2 separate regions of the Homo sapiens genome follow, and region 2 is linked to region 1. The links are chromatin contacts, found by Hi-C in ENCODE. All regions are on one chromosome and are shown on one strand. The core of a region is the stretch at or near the end of the contact, and the rest is flanking DNA. Distances in the headings are between cores, read along the strand shown.

Region 1 (4,673 bases), core at 1,015-3,514:
TACAAAGAAGGGTAGTGCCTGTTGCACAGGCGAATAAATAAGCAGTAAATCTCAACCAACTTTCATATTCAAATCATCTTAGTTTATCTACCACATTAGTCAAAAACCATTCTGAAGGCCATGATGGTCTTTTCAAATGAAAGCAAAATTGGAGGCTCCCCTCTACTTTGAAGCTGAAGCATAGCAGGAAAGAAGACACTGAAGATATGTGATCAGGGCAAAATTCTACTAATCACCCCAGTGAAGTACATTTAGGGAAGATAATGGGGATTGTTTATCACTAGCCTTTGCTACTCTTGTCCTGAAATGTAGCACGTACCCTCTGTCCAGTTCCTAAGCCATGACCACATAGGCTGCTGATGGGCTGGGCTGTGAAGAGCTGTTGCCCATCACTACGGCCATTTCTGTAGAGCCCCTGGTCAGGGGAATCCACTCCCTCCTGCTAGAAACATTCCAGAGGCTCTCAGCCTAGACATGGGAACAAGAGCAGCATGGAGCCCCTGGGTTCTTTATGATGAGGCAACAAAAAAATTTCTGACAGTCACGTAACTAATAATTCAGAGCCCCAGGTTAGAAATTTCCTTTCCAGCCAGGCACAGTGGCTCACACCTGTAATCCCAACACTTTGGGAGGCCAAGGCAGACAGATCACCTGAGGTCAGGAGTTCGAGATCAGCCTGGCCAATATGGTGAAACCTGGCCTTTACTAAAAATACAAAAAAATTAGCCAGACACGGCGGCACACGCCTGTAGTCCCAGCTACTCGGGAGGCTGAGGCTGGAGAATCACTCAAACCCGGGAGGCAGAGGTTGCGGTGAGTCGAGATCACGTCACTGCACTCCAGCCTGGGTGACAGAGCGAGACTTTGTCTCAAAAAAAAAAAAAAAAAAAAAAAGAATTTCTTTTCCAAGAGGCAACAAGCAGGAGGGAAGGGGGCCTCCTGACACCCAGAATGGCCTTGTGATTACAAGTCTAAAGATACCAGCCTAAGCTCTTGAATAATTACTTATTTCTGGGAGGCAGGGATAACTATAACTATCTGGCCCCCAAATCCAAGTTGAGGGGAAGAAGCTGTGGGTGGAGGCCAGACTTATTCCCTTTGAGCCCCTCAGAGCAGAAAGCAGTCCAAGAGAACCCAGGGTAATGTCAACAGCCCAGAGTCAGGCCTGGGGTCAGGCCACCTGCAGTCTCCACAGCGTGCAGGGCTGCCAGGGCTGCCTAACGCTTGAGGAGAGGACCTCTTTGCCTGCTTCAACATGTGCAGCTCCCCAGAGGCTGCTGGCACTCCCTGCAGGGGGACACTGGGAACTGTGTCCCCAAGGGGTCTGACAGAAAGCATGAGGCTCTTAACAACCCGGTCTCCAAATTGCAGTTCAGCAGACACCTTGCAGTTTGGGGTTTCTCACTCACTGGTGTCTCAGTAAGTCTTTCCCGACAAGTACATGAGGCCTCCACCAACACTTCTGGACCCCAAATGCCCCCAGGCCAGAAGTAAACTGCTACTGGCACAGAATGATGTGGGCCATCCTACCTTCCCTCCACCCCCTGCACCCTTCAAGCCCAAATCTGCAGCCTAGTGACCTGCTGGACTGGCATCTAAAGGAATAAATATAAATGCAGGTCTCCAGAGCCACACTGAGTGCAGAGCCCCGTGAAGGGGACCTTTCTCTGTTGTTCACCTGAGTCTGAGGTCATCGTCTTCGCCTCCCCATCCCCAGTAGTTGTTAGAGAATCCATTCACCTTGAAAAACTGCTCTCTGCTTAGGGCAGTAACACCCCCAAAATATCCACTGTAACGTAACCTGGAGCAAAAGAGATGAGAGAAATGGTAAGAATATTCGCACCAAAGGTCTCTGATTTCAGGGCTGGCGTTCTAGGAACACCTGGGAGACCATGTACTTCCACCCACCCACTCCTGCTTCTCCTGCTTGACACCCACCTCCCAATGCTCCTGGCCTTCCCTGTCTTGTCTTCTTTCCTCTATCTAGACAAACGCTCACCTCTGCTCACTGAGCAAAGTGCCACCCAGCTGTTAATGGTGATGTTTGTGTGTAGAGGCCTATAGAGATACCTGTCAATGTGAACCACACCATCAGATATTGATAAGATTTCATCTCATGTGCCAATCCAAGGAATGGTAACAGTTGCCAAGGGCACTGGGTTAAGAAGGATTCTGAGGCTGCATCCGGGTTCAGCACGAATGCGTGTCATGATGAATATACCTTTCTTTTTTTTCACTTTCACTTTTGCAGGGGAGGGTTGAAGGCAGGAGACAGCTCCCGCACACACTCTGTATGCAAATCTCCACTTCTCAACATGCATCTCCAGCTCAGAGTCTGTTTCCTGGATAACCCAACACATGTCAACACCCTCTGAAGTTTCTGGCCTGCCAACCAGACAGAGTCTAGGTAGTGCTTTTCATGAAAATAGGCTGTACAGAACAAGAATTAGGTTTTGAAAGGAAGGACAGTGAATCATGCTTTAGATAAGCTGAATTTTAGATACACCTGGGGCTTTGCCAGTAGGCAAAAGGATACAGGGTCCAAGCTCACAAGAGAGGAACGACTACAGATATGGCTTTGGAAATAAGCTGTTATCATGTAGTACCTGAAGGCATAGGTCGAGAAATCTCCAACAATCTAGTTGGTGAGAAGAGTACAAAGGGTAGACCCAAGGGGCTCAGCTCTGTGGAACCCTAGGAATACCGAAAAGAAAAAGAGGCAAGAGGAGAAAGATCAGGAGGTAAAAGTTAGAGAGCACCTCCCAGCCTCCCAGTTATATAGGACTCTTATTATCAGTGGACAAATTTGTAAATCTCAGAAATAAAGGTATCCCTTAAATATAACATTTGAACAATTCAGAAATGCAAGTTAAGGTAGCTTAAAAACTTGGATGTTACTAAATAAAAAGATGTGAATATCTAGAGAATTTTTAACTTTAACTTCAGGTCAAACTGTTCCAGGACCGATAAAATATTTATGATTTTCTAGATAAAAAGAAAAACCAAAAGGAGTGATCAATAAACATGTAGACACTGGCCATCAAACAAGTGGCATCCCAAAAGCTAATCTGTAGTTCAGTTGTTTCTTTCTACGTTCTGAGAAAAGACTGGGGACTCTGTTTAACCCATAAGAGAAGCAGATTTACTTATATGCCCCTAACTTAAAATTCTGGGAAATTGTATTTTTGCAGCCTATAATAAAACAAAAAAAAGGAAATAAAGTGCTTAGAAGGTAAATATCACTGACCAAGACATCTACTAGCAGTGTCTCATTACCATAGTTATCAGAATGCATTTTATAGAGGGGAGGGATTCTTAGCTGCCTGAACACCAGCTGCCTGATCAGGATGCGGTAATAAGGCAGGCATAACCTGCTGACACCAACAAGCAATCAGCATGAGAACAAGGGAATGATGTGGTAGATTATCAAAACCAATATCGCCATGTGCAAGACGGCTGGCTAAACACGGGAATGCGGGAGCCCCGCCCTCAGAGTTTATAACCTAATAAGAGAGGTGAACATTATCAGGGTTCTGAGGAGAGAGGTGTCGCCACATCAGGAGGAGGGGGCCTGGAAGGATTCAAATAGGCAGAAAAATGGGGGATCTCCTGGTGACCACAACTCTGTGAGGCAAAGCACAGGAGGGAGAAAGACACAGGCTGCCCGACGACCACCTGGAGAGGGGTGAGCTGGAGTGGGGAGGGGCAGAAGAAGACAAGTCAGCAAGAAGGGTTAAAGAATTGTCTCTCCACGCCTGTAATCCCAGCACTTTGGGAGGCCAAGGCGGACGGATCAAGAGGTCAGGAGATCGAGACCACCCTGGCTAACACTGCGAAACCCCGTCTCCACTAAAAATACAAAAAATTAGCTGGGCGTGGTGGCACGTGCCTGTAGTCCCAGCTACTCAGGAGGCTGAGTCAGGAGAATCCCTTGAACCCGGGAGGTGGAAGTTCCAGTGAGCCAAGATCGCACCGCTGCACTCCAGCCTGGGCAACAGAGTGAGACTCTGTCTCAAAAAAAAAAAAAAAGGAACTGTTTCTCAGGTGCCTGTCAGATGACAACTATCTCTGTGTTTATTGATCTTTGCTTTTGGCTTTTCTTCTTACCTGTAAAAGCATAAATATTTAACTGGCCCTGGAACCTTTTTATTTATTTTTAAAGCCCTGTAAGGCCCAAGGGTGGGGAAAACGTAGTCATAAAATAACAATAGAATCCTTGTAGGAAGGAGGCTGGTACCAAAGGAGTTCTTGCCAGTAAAATTTGCCACTGGCTGGTCCAGAGCTTCATCACTGATCCCATAGGCAGTGAGAAACAAGATTTGTTTCTGGCTTCATCAGAGTCTGAGAGACTTGGGGCAACTTACTTTAACTTCTTCCCTCTGCATGTGTGTAAGGTGAAAACCTTTCTTGCGCTTGTACTTGTGGGGCTGGTGTGACAGTGATGAGGCATGTACTGACTTAAGCTCTGTGGCACTGGGGCACACAGTTGCCAGCACGGGGCAGACACTCAGCTGCCTGGAAATGAACTTGCCTGCCACAGGGACTTTGCCCAAAGCAGCAAAATCAAGTAGTCCAGGAGGAAGGCAACTCCTACCTACATTACTTATACATACCTCTCTCCAGCCACAAAAGATGAGGCTGCTTACATGATACATACAAAAAAGAGAAAATCA
Region 2 (4,614 bases), core at 1,758-4,257, 2.2 Mb after region 1:
TTATGTCTTTGTAATACATCCTAATATCTGATACAAATCTTTGTTATTTCTCAAGTTTGATAGGTACTGGTATTTTGTGTGTGTGTGTGTGTGTGTGTGAGAGACAGAGTTTTGCTCTTTTTGTCCAGGCTGGAGTGCAATGGCGCAATCTCGGCTCACTTCAACCTCCACCTCCTGGTTTCAAGTGATTCTCCTGCCTCAGCCTCCCAAGTAGCTGAGATTACAGGCACCCGCCACCACACCCGGCTAATTTTTTGTATTTTTAGTAGAGAGGGGGTTTTGCCATGTTGGCCAGGATAGTCTCGATCTCTTGACCTCGTGATGCACCTGCCTCGGCCTCCCAACGTGCTGGGATTACAGGCGTGAGCCACCACGCCCGGCCAGGTACTGGTTTTTCTTCAGGTGAGTTTTAAGATACTATCTATCTAAAAAATATAAAATCCTGATGAGACTTTGATGGAATTAAAGTTATAGATTAAAAATTAATGAAGTTTTTTGTTGGCATCGCTTCCTCTGGGACATCTTTATCCTTTTGTCACAACCATTTTCCTCATTTATGTAAATTGTGCCTTTACTGTTTCTCAGGTTGCCTATCTACTGTATCTCAAACAGCAGTAGTGTCAGCATTCCCAGGCAGGTAGTTCTTCTGTAATTCCATTTATGTTCAATTTGAATTTCACTTCCAGTGTTATTTTTTACTTCTCTGGTACACTTTGATCTTTATTAGCCAACTTCTACTTTTGATTATCCATTTTTGTATAATGTGGATTTACCACTGGGAGACAAGCAATCAACACAACTACATTTTGCCATCTGCAAGTAAAGTGAATAACAGATGTGAAGTAGCCAATCACAGACAGCCTTTGGAAGAAGTGATGTAACTGGTCCTCATCATGATGCATGTATGAATATCCTGTTACTGCTACCAATTCCACAAACTTACTAGCTCAAAACAATTCAAATAATTGTCTTGCAGTTCTAAAGGACAGAGGTCCAAAATGGTCTTAACTGGGCTAGAGTCAAGGTGTTGGCGGGGCTACATCCCTTCAAAAGGTTCTAGGAGAGAATCCATTTCCTTACCTTTTCCAATTTTTTGAGGGTTCCTGCATTCCTTGGCTCATGGCCCCTTCTTCCAACTTTAAAGCCAGCAGTGTAGCATCTTCAAATCTTTCTCTGTTTCTGTTGTCACATCTTCCCTGACTCTGACCATCTGCTTCCCTCTTATAAAGACCCTGGTGATTACAATGGAACCATTCAGATAATCCAGGATAATCCCCCACCTCAAGATCTCTAACTTAATCACATCAACAAGGTCCCTTTTGCCATGTAATATAATAGTTCACAGATTTTAGGAATTAGGATGTGAACTTTGGGGTGGGGGGCATTATTCTGCATAACACAATGTGCATTTCTTATTTACACAGTGGTTGTGGTTTGAAGAACTATCAGTGAAGTTTGAATTTCATGCAGTTACTCACAGTTAATATCCACTGGTAACTGAAATTTGAATTGTGTTGCAGGGGAGACTCATGTTATTAAGTAAACCATAGTAACTGGGATTTGTGCACATCTGAATCATGCAAAATGGGGATGGCCTGTTTCAGGTCCAGCTGACAGGTCAAACAGAATGAGAAAATGCATGTGACTACACATGCTGGGCCATGGCTGCAGAGAATGAGGCAGAAGGGACTTTTGCTTGCCCTCATGTTTGAAGAACACTCACAGGTAAACAGATTGAGCTTTCTCTTGTGCCAGATCTTTCAAGCCTACCAGAATACTGACAGCACTTCAGCTTCTGAGAAACATAGTACAGGTAAATATGGAAAAAGAAATAATGATATTCTTCCCTCTTACTGCTGCCATCTCTGCCTTTCTCACCCTGCCACCCCAAAAAAACTATGTCTAAGTCTCTTATGCATTAATACCCAACTACTGATAATGCATTACATTTTATAAAGCAACTATCTTTTTTCATTATTCTGATTAATAAACATAAAAGAGCTCTTCTGGTAACTGATTAAGAATATAATCAGTGTTTCCTATGAACAAGCTATGGAGTAACTAAATAAGGGACACTCTTAGACCAACTATAATTTTTAACAAAACAATTGTTGATATAAAGTTTCTCATAAATTCATTTTATTTCAACAGCAAAAAGATTAGCTCCATCCCTCTGATTGGGATCACAAAGTACAATCTTTTCAGCATGGGTTTTCTCACCATGCCACAAACAGAAAGAGGCACTAAGGGACTGATAAGGGGGTATTTTCTGTCTCTGGCAGTATTATATTGACCTGCAATAAAAACATCTGATCTTACAGAACAGGATACCTCTTGAAGAGGTATAGTTTATTTTATAATATGTAAGTATTCCAAATACATTCATTGTATGAATTAGGGAAGGAAAAGCAATAAGAAACATTTCATGAATATTCATTCCTACACTCCAACCATACCAAGTCTTACTACTTTATAGAATTCATAATTTATTAGCCAATACTATTTTAAAATACTATTTCCGTACTGTAAAATTGATATTAGAGGAAAAAAAGTCACACACGATGCCTACCACCACCAGGGTGAAACCAAATCTTTATCTGCCTATGGCTGCTGTCTGGGTCGATTGAGGCAGCAGCTTCATTTTCTTCATGGTTTACCCAGACAGATGTGGAACCAAAGTGCTAAGTGCATATTTCAAGCATCTGTTCTGAATATGTTTAAAGCCACAGTAAGTTACAAAAGGCAAATTCATAGATGCTCTTTGAAAGTGAATGTAACTATTATACTTGGTATTCTACTTCCCCCACGCCCCCAGAAGTTTTTGATGCTATAGACACTGATATATAGTTTGAAACTCTCACTATAAAATTACTAGGCTAAGTCTATCAAGACTTGAAAGTTTGTTTTGCTGAGGTAGGTGAAAGGGTAATCTCTGTTCTTTCCAGGTGACTGCATCTGCACAGGCTTCCCTGGGAGGACTTCATCAACAGCACAGTTACACATCAAAGTCCTTTAGCTCTCCCCAGCTGGCGCCTATTTTCACTTTCACTTTCAATTTCACAGACAGTTTTACAGCACTTTCCATTTCATTCTTGACAATCTGAGCTACCTAAGGAAAAAAAAAATGTAGTTAACAAACTGCCCAGTCAAAGAATGTTTCCCAAACCATCCCCTGAGAAAGTTATAAACCAGACTGGAGCTCTTCACCCAATGGTGCTTAAAATGCTAAATCAGAAAAAATAAAAAATAAAATAAATAAATGAATAAATAAAAAGACATCTCATACTCTTCTTCACTGATGAGCAGGAATTTCTGAAAGTTTTTGCTAGAATGCTTGGAGCTTAGAAACCCTAAGGGAAAGACTCCAAATTTTTGTTTAATTCCTCCAAGACAAAAACATCTTGCATTGGCAATTCTTCACTTATTAAGAACTAGTACAAAACGGAACACTCTTAGCTCCTTTTCTACCTGTAAGGACTCAATATTTATACAGCCATCCCAGGGCTAGGGTAGAGTTCCAAAATCCTCATGCACAGGAAACAAAGCTGTCGGCCTGACAATACAGTGTCTTGTCTTCCTATGGAATGGACACAAGCATTGCAAAAATACCTGAACAACATCTTCTTCTGCCACTTCATATAGGAGTTCATCATGGAGTTGAAGGATGAAGAAGCCTCCTCTGATTGGGCAGAACATCCCTTGCAGTTTTCTCTTTCGTGACAATCCTACTTCATGAAAAAGGAGCAAAACTGATCAGCATGTCGCTAAGTCATAGGAGAATGTTTTTAGAGATTCTGAGTAACTCTGAGGAATTTTAATGAGAAGATTAAAACACACAAGAATAAGAACTATCAGGAAAATAACTACTTGCTGGTCGCTACCTACCCTAAGTATCCGGTATAAACTCACAAACTTCCTCCTAGAAAGAAGGAGTCTCCCAAAGAAGTCAGTAAATGGGGTGTGAGGAACTCTGCTCCAAGCTCTAGTCCAACTTATTTCTCATGAATAACTAACATTTTCTCTATCCATGGAGTCCCCCAACCACCATCTGAGTAATAGCACCAGGGAGGTATGGGGCCTGATTCCTGCCCCAGGAAAGCAAACTAATATTGTTAGGCACTGTTTCTTAAGGGGGACACTCCCTCATGTCTTTTTATGGCCAGAAGTGTCATCGTGATAGAACTGGTGCTTCCCCAATTGAACCGTACACACTCCAAACAAGTAATTGTAAAACCTAGGCTCCCAAAGTGGACTTCAGAGAGTACATAAACCCCTTGCAGTTATATGTAAGAGTCTATGTCTGTACGTTTTTCTGTGGAGATAATCCATACCTTCCAGTAGCCATAACTCCAAAATATATACTAGACTTAGTTACTATTTCCTCATTAGCTGGATCTAGTGGTACAGATTATGCCCTTCTGACCAAAAAGATAAAGCTCAACATGAACACCTTTACTGGAACTGCCTTTACTTGTTTGCTTAAACCTCACAGTAGTCATCTTCCTTTCTGTTGTCCAAATTCCCTACTTATCTTTCAGGTCCAGCATGAGTAACATCTCCCTCAGTATCTGGTGCTTCCCTCAGGGAGAGAGTTCTTCAACTGTCACTATCTGC

Evidence for each region. Hi-C counts contacts between places; a loop is a spot of excess contacts on that map. Pooled maps may share reads with other maps.
Region 2: a map of naive thymus-derived CD4-positive, alpha-beta T cell shows a loop between it and region 1 (14-fold over the local background). The contact joins two enhancer-like sites. A Hi-C loop is called at or near these places in 2 of 168 maps with a recorded cell type or tissue (CD8-positive, alpha-beta T cell and naive thymus-derived CD4-positive, alpha-beta T cell) and 2 of 50 pooled maps.

Annotation. Positions count from the first base shown.
Region 1 is chr3:119,216,972-119,221,644 of GRCh38, forward strand. It overlaps B4GALT4 (beta-1,4-galactosyltransferase 4), which reads right to left. Exons shown (of 8, transcript NM_003778.4): 6 at 1,679-1,801. Among named protein-coding and RNA genes, the nearest start is that of B4GALT4-AS1, 7.2 kb to the right of the region's middle. Within about 2 kb of position 2,265, at least 4 of the 41 ENCODE cell types and tissues checked have a DNase peak (open chromatin) inside an H3K27ac peak, as active enhancers do; they include CD8-positive, alpha-beta T cell, where a contact is called at or near this core.
Region 2 is chr3:121,429,309-121,433,922 of GRCh38, forward strand. It overlaps POLQ (DNA polymerase theta), which reads right to left. Exons shown (of 30, transcript NM_199420.4): 29 at 3,610-3,725; 30 at 2,123-3,109. The coding sequence ends at 2,996. Among named protein-coding and RNA genes, the nearest start is that of POLQ, 110 kb to the right of the region's middle. RefSeq lists an enhancer at 2,951-3,000. Within about 2 kb of position 3,008, at least 3 of the 41 ENCODE cell types and tissues checked have a DNase peak (open chromatin) inside an H3K27ac peak, as active enhancers do; they include CD8-positive, alpha-beta T cell, where a contact is called at or near this core.